2 separate regions of the Homo sapiens genome follow, and region 2 is linked to region 1. A link is an interaction called in ENCODE POLR2A ChIA-PET data of the cell type or tissue named here. Cell type or tissue: endothelial cell of umbilical vein. All regions are shown on one strand. Links, peaks and the distances in the headings refer to the core of each region. The heading gives the core; the rest is flanking DNA. Region 1 overlaps TERF2 (telomeric repeat binding factor 2). Region 2 has its middle 15 kb from the start of MIR1538.

Region 1 (5,000 bases), core at 1-5,000:
CTTTGTCAGGTGTGATTTGTAAATATTTTCTCCCAACCTGTCGATTGCTTTTCCATTCTCTTAACAGTGTTTTTCTCAGAGCAAAAGTTTAAAATTTTGATTAAGTCCTATTCATCAATTTTTCTTCTTATGGATGTTTTTAAATTATTATCTAAGATTTTTTTGCCTAACTCCAGGACATAAAGATTCCTTCATGTTTCCTCTAAGTTTTATGGTTTCACATTTTACATTTAGATTATAATTTTGAGTTAATTTTTGTACAAGATGTGAGCTTATGGTCAAAGTTCATTTCTGCATATGGACATTCAATTGTTTCAATACCATTTGTTGAAAAGACCATCCTTTTCCCATTGAATAGCCTTCACATCTTTGTCAAAAATCAATCAGTCATATTTGTGTGGGTCTGTTTTTAGATGCTCTCTTCTGTTCTACTAATCTCTATAGTCGTAATTACTGTAACTTTCTCATAATTCTTAAAATTGGGTAGTATGAATCCAAATTTTTCTTTCAATATAACACTTTTTGGTTATTTAAATTCCTTTGCTTTTCCATATGTTTTAGAATTAGCCAGTCTGTATCTATAGAAAATCCTGCTGAGGCCAGATAGGGTGGCTCAAATCTGCAATCTCAGCACTTTGGAAGGTTGAGGTGGGAGCGTCACTTGAGCCCAGGAGTTCAAGACCAGACTGTGCAATATGGGAACACAGGGAGACCCCATCTTTACCAAAAAAAAAAAAAAAAAAATTAGCCAGGCAAGGTGGCACATGCTTGTGGTTCCAGCTATTCAAGAGGGTAAAGTGGGAAGAGCACCTGAGCCCAGGAGGTCAAGGCTGCAGTGAGCCATGATTATGCCACTGCATTCCAGCCCGGGTGACAGAGCGAGACCTTGTCACATTGAAAAAAAAAAAAAAAAACTGAGAAAAAGACAAAGAAAAGAAAGAAAATCCCGCTAGGCTGGGTGCGATGGCTCACGTCTGTAATCCCAGCACTCTGGGAGGCCGACGCAGGCGGATTGCCTGAGGTTGGGAGTTTGAGACCAGTCTGGCCAACATGGTGAAACCCTATCTCTACTAAAAACACACAAAAATTAGCCAGGTGCGGTGGCACATGCCTGTAATTTCAGCTCCTCAGGAGGCTGAGGCATGAGAATCGCTTAAACCTAGGAGACGGAGGTTGCAGTGAGCTGAGATTGTGCCACTGCACTCCAGCCTGGGCAACAGAGCAAGACTCCATCTCAAAAAAAAAAAAAAGAAAAAATCCTGTTGAGATTGTGACTGGAATTGTATTAACTCTATAGATCAACGGGAGCTAAGTGGCAACTTAATTTATGTCTTCCAATCCATGAACATGAACATTCAGTCTTAATTTTTTTTCTTTTTTGAGATGGAGTCTTGCTCTGTCACCAGACTGGAGTGCACTGCTGCAATCTCAGCTCACTGCAACCTCCACCTCGCAGGTTCAAGAGATTCTCCTGCCTCAACCTCCCAAGTAGCTGGGACTACAGGCGCATGCCACCATGCCCAGCTAATTTTTGTATTTTTAGTAGAGATGGGGTTTCACCGTGTTGGCCAGGATGGTCTCGATCTCTTGACCTCATAATCCGCCTGCCTCAGCCTCCCAAAGTGCTGCCTGGCCTTAATCTCTTTCATCAGCATTTTACAATTTTCCATATACAGTTCCTTCACATTTTGCTAGACTTACACGTATTTCTTTCTGTTCTGAAGCCATTGTAAATGGCATTGTGTTGGTAATTTCATTTTGAATTGTTCACTGCTAGTATATGGAAATATGACTGACTTTTCTTTTTTTACTTTAAAATGCTGTTTTCATGTGATGTATGACTGATTTTTGTGTTGATCTTGCTAAACTTACAGGATTTTTTTTTTTGTATACTTCATGAGATTTCTACATAGTCCTGCCATCTGCAAAAAGAAGTAATTTTATTATTTCCTCTCCATTCTGTATGCTTTTTCCCCCTTGCCTTATTGCACTGGTTAGGTCTTCCGGTATGATGTTGAATACAAGTGGTGAGCATTCCAATTTTTACCATTAAGAATGTTAGCTGTGGGCTTTTTGTAGACACCTTTTATCAGGTTGAGGAAGTTCCCTTCATTCCTAGTTTGCTGAGTGTTTTTATCATGAACTAATGTTGAATTCTGTGAATTTCAGCATCAATTTATATGATCATATGGTTTTTCTCTTAATATGGTGGACTACACTGATTGATTTTCAAATACTGAAGCAGCCTTGCATTCCTGGACTTTGGTTTCCCCACTCTGTCACACACTAACTGCATCTGCACCCAGGGCCAAGCAGCAGGACAGACAGTGGAAGGCTATGGAATTTGTTCCATGTTCTGGGGATCACAGCTCCTTTGGTGAGAAAAAGAGTTCTCCTCCTTCAGTTTTAGATGTCTGCCCTGTTGCCACCGTCATTGCTAGGCAGCTGCTGCCACCAGGATAGTATTGCCTGGGGGCCAGGGCAAGAAAGAAGCGAAAAAAGAGAAAAAACTGGGATTTCTTTCACCATCTCTGACCCTTGAGAGATCCTTCCTTGCTCCTCAGACCAGAAAGAGAAAGCTTCTCTTGGTGCTCTTTCTGTTCACACCTGGAGTGCACTTCCAGGTTTCAGGCTGCCTTTGAGTCTGGGCTGGGTGACACCAGAGAAGGAAAAAATGGTAAACTATTCATCACTGGTTTGGTGGAACTTCAAATTCTGGTCTCCTTCCCTATATGCCTATTTCCAGATAGAATCCTCAGATAGCTACTCCATGCATTCTGTCCAAGACTTATAATTACATTAAGAGGGAGAGACAGAAGAGAGTATGTTTACTCTATGTTCTCCAGAATTGGAACACATATCCTTCTATATTTAATGTGTGAAGCAAGAAAGGAAATATGAATGCTTTCAAATTGAAATGAAGAAGTCTGCTTCAAAGGTTGTGCTATGAGCTTATCTTTTAAAACTATGTATTAATTTCCTGTGGGGGGGGGGAAATTAAAAAGATGAATCACTGCTTTTTCACTTGGCAGTTCCCAGAAGTAAGTATAGTTTCTTCTCTTACGTATTTGTTAAGGTTTCTAGGGTATAAGCAATATCAATGGTCTCTGGATAAGTTAAATAAAAGGGAAATTCCAAGCACAGATTTTCAAAATAGGTAAGGTAGGTTTATGTTGGGAAGAAATGCCAGAAAGCACATTTATTAACAAAGGAAGAGAAGAAGACCAAACTCACAGAACTGAAGAATAAAGAAGCAGATGCAAAAAGAAGCAAGGCTGTTCTGGGAAGCAGCAATGTTTAAAAAGCCTCAACAAATATTTTTGTTTCAAATGTAAAGTTCTAACAGAGTGTATCTGATATACAAGCACCCCAAATGGGGTAAGGCCCTCAAAGAACATCAAGCTGCTGTTGCCAAAGCTGCAGGGGACAATGCCGCATAGTAAAAAGCAACATATAAATGCTTCAAGGACATGCTATACGTGTTGCTACCCCTTGTTCTCTAAAGAAACCTAACAGATCAATCTCTCCTTTAGTTATGAGGAGAAAACAAATATAGTCTTGATATAATTAACAGCTTGCAGAAGCAGGTCTCAAATTTTTGGTCTCAGGATTCTTTTATATTCTTCTTAAAACGTTACTGCAGACCCTCAAAGAGCTTTCTGTTTATGTAGGTTATATTTGCTGATATTCACTGTATTAGAAACATAAATCAGAAAATTTTAAATATTTATTAATTCATTAGAAAATAACAATAAACTAATTACAAGGTAACATAAATAACATCCTTATGAAAAATTACGGCATTTACTAAGATAAAAGTTTAATGAGAAGGGTGACATTTGTTTTTCATTTTGAAAATCTCTTTAATATCTGGTTTAATATAGACGATAGCTGGATGCTCATAACTGCTTCTGTATTTAATCTGTTGTGATGTGTTATTTTGGTAGAGTGGGGTTTTTTTTTGAGACAGAGTTTTGCTCTGTCACCCAGGCTGGAGTGCAGTGATGTGATCTCAGCTCACTGCAGCCTCCTCGCCTCCTGGGTTCAAGCGATTCTCATGCCTCAGCCTCCCGAGTAGCTGGGATTACAGGCTCGGGCCACACACCCGGCTAATTTTTGTATTTTTGGTAGAGACAGGGTTTCACCATACTGGCCAGCCTAGTCTCAAACTTCTGACCTCAAGTGATCCACCCGTCTTAGCCTCCCAAAGTGCTGAGATTACAGGTGTGAGCCACCATGCCCTACCCTTGGTTAAGGCATTTTTAAAAATCTGGCTTTATACACATACGAAGCTGAAAATGGAGGAGTATTTTAATAGCTTTTTCAGAAAACTGTGGCTATTCTTGTTTGATTCTACACGAAACTGCAGTAAGTAAACTTTTCTTAATCTGTCACATTAAAATCCATCAGTCAGCTGGGCGCAGTGGCTCACTCCTGTAATCCCAGCACTTTGGGAGGCCAAGGCGGGTGGATCATGAGGTCAGGAGTGCAAGACCAGCCTGGCCAAGATGGTGAAACCCATTTCTAATAATAATACAAAAATTAGCCAGGGGTGGTGGTGGGCGCCTGTAATAACAGCTACTTGGGAGGCTGAGGTGTAGAACTGCTTGAACCCAGGAGGCGGAGCTTGCAGTAAGCCGAGATCACGCCACTATACTCCAGCCTGGGCGACAGAGAGAGACTACGTCTAAAAAAAAAAAAAAAATCCATCAGTCTATCTTGTAGTTTAAATAGATCTTTCATCCATGGATGACTTCATAACATCATGCATTGGTCATCTGGAAAATACTGGTTCACTGAGTTATGAAGATCTTCAAATATTGACACATTCATTAATTTTTTTTTTTTTTTTTCTGAGATGGAGTCTCACTGTTTCCCAGGCTGGAGTGCAGTGGTGTGATCTCGGCTCACGGCAACCTCCTCCTCCCGGGTTCAAGCAATTCTCCTGCCTCAGTCTCCCGAGTAGCTGGGATTACAGGTGCCCACCACCACGCCTGGCT
Region 2 (7,277 bases), core at 896-5,895, 170 kb after region 1:
AACCCTGTCTCTACTAAAAATACAAAATTAGCCAGGCACGGTGGTGTGCACATGTAATTCCAGCTACTCAGGAGGCTGAGGCAGCAGAATCACTTGAACCGAGGAGGCGGAGGTTGCAGTGAGCTGAGATCGTGCCATTGCACTCCAGCCTGGGCAAAAAGAGCAAAACTCCGTTTCAAAAAATAATGATAATTAATTAATGAATTAAAGTATGTACAGTTTTTTAGACATGATGCTGTTGCACATTTAATAGGCTATAGTGCAGTGTAAACATAACTTCTATATGCACCAGAAAACCAGAAAATTCATATGACTCACTTTATTGCTTTGGTCTGGAAATGAACCTGAAATATCTTCAAGGTATACTTATATTTGTGTATAATCTTTTGTTGGGTAAATGAGCTGTAAATAACTTCAGTTTATATGTTATCCTTTGATATTTTCTATAATATATTTTGTATACAGATATTTTGAATTTAATGTAGTCCAATATTTTTCTTTATGCTTTGTACTTTTGAGTCTTTACAAAATCTTTCCCTGTTCTGATGCCATAAAGACATTCTGCATTTTCTTCCAAAAATTTTTACATGTTGCTTTTTACCTTTCAAATTTTTAATCCATTTAAAACTTATTTTCATCTACGTAAGGAACTAATTAGTTTTGTGGGGGGGTTTGTATAAATAATTGTTCTAGCACCATTGCGTTTTTCATTTTTTTCCCACTGATTGATTTATAAAGCCATTTCTATTTTACGACAAGTTTCTATATGTATTTAGGCTGTTTCTGGCTTATCTGCTCCTTTAATCTGTTTGTCTATTCCTAAACAAATGTTGCATTTTTTTTTTTTAATAATACGGCTTTATGACAAATGTTTCTTATCTGGCAGGTCGAGTTCCCTCCTCTATGTACTTTTTCCCCCCAAATTATCATGGCTATTTTTGGCCTATTTGTTCTTTCATATGAAATTTAGGATCAGTTTATCAAGAGCCATAAAAAGTCCTTTGGGAGTTTTGGTTGGTGTTATAATGTATTGATAGACAACTTTGTAATATTGAGTCCTTCTATTCAGGAACATAGTATCAGCTCTATTTTTTTAAGTTTTCCTTTGTGTCCTTCAATAAACATTTTGTAAATTTCTCCTTAAAAGTATTTCCCGGTCGGGCACGGTGGCTCACTCCTGTAATCCCAGCACTTTGGGAGGCTGAGGTGGGCGGATCACAAGGTCAAGAGATTGAGACCATCTGGGCCAACATGGTGAAACCCTGTCTCTACTAAAAATACAAAAATTAGCTGGGCGTGGTGGCACGCGCCTGTAGTCCCAGCTACACGGGAGGCTGAGGCAGGAGAATCGCTTGAACCTGGGAGGCGGAGGTTGGAGTGAGCCGAGATGGCGCCACTGCACTCCAGCCTGTTTAGAGCGACATCTCAACAACAACAACAACAAAAAGGATTTCCCATCTTTTGTTATATTTTCATGGGCGTCTCATAGTTTTGTTGCTCTTGAAATTGTATTTTTTATAATTAACGACATTTTTGAATGTCTTTGCCAGCAAGTTGCTGTATTATTTTAATATTTTTCTTGGACTTCCTATGTAGATAAACATTTCAACTGTAAATAACAAAGATTTTTCTTCCTTACTTTGCAACCCTTTCTATTGCATTGACTAGAACCTCCAGGACAATATATAATAGTAGCACTGAGAGGAAAACATCTTTGTCTTCTGTATTTTTTTCTGTTTCTGAGTCAGGGTCTTGCCCTGTCACCCAGGCTGGAGCGCAGTGGCATGATCATAGCTCACTGCATCCTCGAACTCCTGGGCTCAAGTGATCCTTCTGCATCACTCTTCCAAGTAACTAGGACTACAGGTGCATGCCACTATGCCTAGCTAAATTTTGAAATTTTTTTTGTAGAGATGGGATCTTGCTATGTTGCTCAGGCTGGTCTCAAGGGGTCCTCCCACATAGGTGCCCTAAGGTGCTGGGATTACAGGCATAAACCATTGTGCCTGGCCCCTATAACATTTATTTATCTGATGTTTGTTTCTAACCAAGATAGAACGCTTAATTCTAGAACATAGATTAGAATATGTTTCCTGTCTAATTACAAATATTTTTGGAAGTTGAGCAGGAATAAGCTGATTAAAGGACACAGAATTCGAAGTACTCTCAAGCTGGGATCAATTTCTTTAAATTGATTTGCGCATGTAATTTCAAACTTTAAAGAAACAGAAGGAAAAAATAAGACAAAGAGGAGAAACTATTTGTTCTTTATACATTTAAATTTTTATTTAAAATGATGTATTATGAGTAATAATGGAAATTCTAAAATAAAACAATTCATAAGTCTTACAAATATGAAAATACTTCTGGCTGGGCACGGTGGCTCACGCCTGTAATCCCAGCACTTTGGGAGGCTGAGGTGGGAGGATCACCTGACGTCAGGAGCTTGAGACCAGCTTGGCCAACATGGTGAAACCCCATCTCTACTAAACATACAAAAATTAGCCGGGCATGGTGGTGGGCGCCTGTAATCCCAGCTACTTGGGAGGCTGAGACAGGAGAATCACTTGAACCTGGGAGGCGGAGGTTGCAGTGAACCCAGATTGCACCACTGCACTCCAGCCTGGGAGACAAGAGTGAAACTCTGTCTCAAATAAATAAATAAATAAATAAATAAATATAAAAATACTTTTGGCCAGGCACCGTGGCTCACACCACGGTGTAATCCCAGAACTTTGGGAGGCTGAGGCGGTGTATCACCTGAGGTTAGGAGTTCAAGACCAGCCTGGCTAACATGGTGAAACCCTGTCTCTACTAAAAATACAAAAAAAAAATTAGCTGGGCGTGGTGGTGCATGCCTGTAATCCCAGCTACTCGGGAGGCTGAGGCAGGAGAATCACTTGAACCCGACCGAAGGTGGAGGTAGCAGTGAGCTGAGACCATGCCATTGCACTCCAGCCTGGGTGACAGAGAGACTCTGTCTTAGAAAAACAAAACAAAACAAAAACAACTTTTATTTTTGCCTGCTACCTTTTAGTCCCTGTTCATATAACCCTCCCCCAACCAGTTTTTTTTTTTTTTTGACGGAGCCTCTCTGTTGCCTAGGCTGGGGTTCAGCGGCGCTATCTTGGCTCACTGAAACCTCCGCCTCCTAGGTTCAAGCAATTCTCCTGCCTCAGCCTCCAGAGTAGCTGTGATGCAGGCGCCCGGCACCATGCCCTGATAATTTTTGTATTTTTAGTAGAGACAGGGGTTTCACCATGTTGGCCAGGCTGGTCTTGAACTCCTGACCTCAAGTGACCTGCCTGCCTCAGCCTCCCAAAGTGCTGGGATTACACACATGAGCCATGGCGCCCAGCCAAATCATTACATTCTTATATTTAGGATTTTATTTATGCTGTCAGATCTTTGTTAGAAACTCAGTTCCAATAAAGCCTAAATTTTTCTTTCTTTCCTTCTTTTTGGAGACAGGGTATCACTCTGTCACCCAGGTTGGAGCACAGTGGCACAATCATGGCTTACCACAGCCTCGATCTCCTGGGCTCAGGTGACTCTCCCACCTCAGCCTCCTGAGTAGCTAGGAATATAGGTGCCTGCCACCACACCAGGCTAATTTTTATATTTTTTCTAGAGATGGGGTTTTGCCGTGTTGCCCAGGCTAGTCTCGAACTCCTAGGTGGGGTCAGCCTGCCTCATCCTCCCAAAGTGCTAGGATTACTGTCAATCAAGCCTAAAGTTTTCAATACTTCATCAACTACAATAAGAACTACTGTTAACATTTGTGTCACAGTGTTACACTTTACAAAGCATTTTCTCACACTTCAGCTCATTTTTTCCCCTATGACACAGATATTGTTATTAAATCCTTTTGCACAAGGGAAGGCTGAGGTTTCGGAGTGATTAGGAGATTTATGTATTAAATAAGTGGCAGAGGCCGGGTGTGGTGGCTCACACCTGTAATCCCAGCACTTTGGGAGGCCGAGTTGGGCGGATCACCTGAGGTTGGGAGTTCGAGACCAGACTGACCACCATGGAGAAACCCTGTCTCTACTAAAAATACAAAATTAGCTAGGCATGGTGGCGCATGCCTGTAATCCCAGCTACTCGGAGGCTGAGGCAGAAGAATTGCTTGAACCTGGGAGGTGGAGGTTGCAGTAAGCCGAGATCATGCCATTGCACTCCAGCCTGGGCAACAAGAGTGAAACTCTGTCTCAAAAAAAAAAAAAAGTGTCAGAATAGAGACTAAAAATGAAATATTCTGCTTTTTACCACCTGCACTAGTGGTTTTTGAGCTCCACCATGTCAGATTGTACCAGCCTTTTTCTAGTTTAGAGTAAAAAAATAATTAATTAATGGGCCATACTTTCTTTTTTTCTTTTTTTTTTCTTTTTTTTCTTTAGAGATGTGGTTTTGCTCTGCTGCCCAGGCTGGAGTGCAGTGGTGTGATCACAGCTTACTATAGCCTTGAACTCCCAGGTTTAAGTGATCCTCCCACCTCAACCTCCCGTGTAGCTGGGACTACAAGTGCACACCACCATGCCCAGCTAATTTTTTTTATTATTATTTTTGTAGTGATGGGGGTCCCACGATGTTGCCCAGGCTAGTCTCAAACTCCTGGACATAAATAATCCTCCTGCCTTGGCCTCTCAAAATGCTGGAATTATAGACCTCAGCCACCGTGCCTGGCCATACTTTAGGCCCATTTATGCCTAGTGTTCCATTATTGGAACGCTAAGCATATGGGAGTTATTTACCTACTGCTCAAGATCATCGCTAAGGTCTGATTGCAAAAATTCAAAAAATAGAAACCTCAGGCATAAATGGGTTAATTGTAAATTTTTCTCTAACGTGTTTTTCTTAAATGGATACCTCATGCTTGTCTATACTAGATGCTGCAATAGGATGGTATCTGGTTTAGTATGATGTTATATGTTTTAAGATGTTTAAGTTTCCATATGCAAATTTCTTCAGTGTTCTGCAGAAAGCTCAGATTTCCAGGTGTGGTGCCACAATAATAAATTTTAAAACCATTGCATTAGGTTATGCTGAGTAAGCCCTGGAGCCTGCAAGCCAAATACATTTTAGGTCCCAAAATAATGGTAAAGTACTACTGTGGGTTTGCTTCACTCTCTCCCATTTCACATGAAATGTGTATTGCTCCTCCTTATTGGTCATCAAAATAAATCTTAGGAGCGTATCTAAAGGGAATAATTAAGAAAGGCCACAAGCATAGGTTTAGCTACAAGGATGTTCATTTCAGTGGTATTTACAAAGGTTTCTTCTTCTTCTTTTTTCCTTTTTTGTGAGACAGAGTCTCACACTGTCGCCCAGGCTGGAGTGCAGTGGTGTGATCTCAGCTCACTGCCAACTCTGCCTCCCAGGTTCAAGTGATTCTCCTGCCTCAGCCTCCTGAGTAGCTGGGATTACAGGCGTGCGCCACCATGCCTGGGTGATTCTTGTATTTTTAGTAGAGATGGGGTTTCATCATGTTGGCCAGGCTGGTCTTAAACTCCTGACCTCAAGTGATCCACCCACCTTGGCCTCCCAAATTGCTGGGATTACAGGTGTGAACCACCACGCCCAGCCTACAAAGGTTTCTGAAAAAGAAAATAAACTAAATGCCAAAAGTAGGAGATTAGCTAAATAAGGTATTTCCTGTAATGGAATAGTCTTCTGCCATCACACATTATTAAGAATATGGACTGATGTGGACTGATGTTCACAGTTAAATCAGGAAAGCAGGATAACAGTATACATAGCATAGCCAATTTTTATAACATGTAATGCAAAATATACATGAAAAATTCCTGAAAGATATATACTAAATGATCTTCTCTATGTGATAGTTTATGAGTTTTTGAATCATTATTACTTACTTATTTATATTTTCAGTGATTATTTTTTGTTTTTACAATTAACACCTATTGTTTGTGAAGTATAACCCCCCACACACCTTATTTTTTATTAGAAAAAACCACTCGGGCCTTTCTAAAGCATTGATAAACATATTACCTGCTGTGTTCTGTCAACTTAGAGAGCAAAGGAAGAGGAAATAGCTGTGTACCGAATTTAATTTAGACATAAGGAGAATTTCCTGAAGGTAAGACCTTTAATCTGTTAAAATGGGAAGGGGACTAGGTGATACAATTAGGCAAAGGGAAGTGGTCAGGGCACACTTGTGGGGCCAGCTGAATGTATAATGGTGGAGAGGATTTGAGGGCAGAAAATAAAAGGCTTTCTGAAGCTGGCTGCCTAGGATACAAATTGCCTTGGTAATGACTCTTAGAGGCAGTGAGTTCACAAGCATGCATGGAAGGCAGAGTTCTGGGGAGAGAAAAGACATAGAAACTCAGATTTCAATTATTCATTCATTCGTTCATTGCTGAAACATTATCGATTGCTCACTACGAATCCAGCATTGTGCTAAGTGTTGGGTCCTGCTCTAGACAAGTTTACAATTTAGTTGGAGAGATGAAACACAAGGGTATGAAATCATTTGAGAAGGACTGGAAAATTAGAAGGAAAACCCAGGTAACTTAGTTCACTTATTTTATTTATTTATTTATTGAGACAGAGTCTTGCTCTGTTCCCCAGGCTGGAGTACAGTGGCGCAATCTTGGCTCACTGCAACCTCTGCCTCCCAGGCTCAAGCGATTCTCCTGCCTCAGCCTCCCGAGTAGCTGGGATTACAGGTGTGTGCCACCACACCGAGCTAATTTTTGTATTTTTTTAGTAGAGACGGGTTTTCACCATGTTAGCCAGGCTGGTCTCCAGCTCCTGACCTCAAGTGATCCGCCTGCCTTGGCATCCCAAAGTGTTAGGACTACAGGCGTAAGCCACTGCACCTGGCCAGGACTGGAAAATTAGAAGGAAAATTCAGGTAACTTAGTTCAACAAAAGAAGATATCTGAATAGCTGCGATTAGTGAGAATAAGTTTCCTCAAGTTTGGAATTTAAAAGTTTAAGAACGTTTCAGGAAAAATATAATAAACGTGAAGCAATTTTGACTGTAATCTGATATCTCACACAAATGTATTGTCTTTTAATATATGAGACATACCTCTACTTCTCCAATATTTGGATTTTAAAAATGTGCTTTCCATAAAATACTTAGCTCTTTTCCATTAGGAAATGATTAAGTAAAATAAAATGGAAAGAAGACTAGAATTACAGAGTTTCTGAGAGAGAGGTTACTTTTGGTATTATGTATTCGGTGGCAGATACTGTCATCGTCTACCCAACATCTATTCTCCCCCCACTTCCTTGCAAACTGACCC

What was found. ChIA-PET counts read pairs that join two places held together with the same protein. Peaks named below come from ENCODE experiments on the same cell type or tissue, not always from the same donor. Only the 100,000 strongest peaks of a DNase experiment are listed, where the experiment ranks them.
Region 2: POLR2A ChIA-PET joins it to region 1 with 9 read pairs; 7 of 35 experiments call an interaction of 5 or more read pairs at or near these places.

The regions. Positions count from the first base shown.
Region 1 is chr16:69,375,967-69,380,966 of GRCh38, forward strand. The region is part of intron 3 of TERF2 (telomeric repeat binding factor 2); the gene reads right to left. Among named protein-coding and RNA genes, the nearest start is that of TERF2, 7.5 kb to the right of the region's middle. In endothelial cell of umbilical vein, for the core only: no CTCF peak of the experiment used is centred there; a DNase peak (open chromatin) is centred at 3,005; H3K27ac peaks cover 2,177 bases.
Region 2 is chr16:69,547,280-69,554,556 of GRCh38, forward strand. No RefSeq gene overlaps it. Among named protein-coding and RNA genes, the nearest start is that of MIR1538, 15 kb to the right of the region's middle. In endothelial cell of umbilical vein, for the core only: no CTCF peak of the experiment used is centred there; no DNase peak of the experiment used is centred there.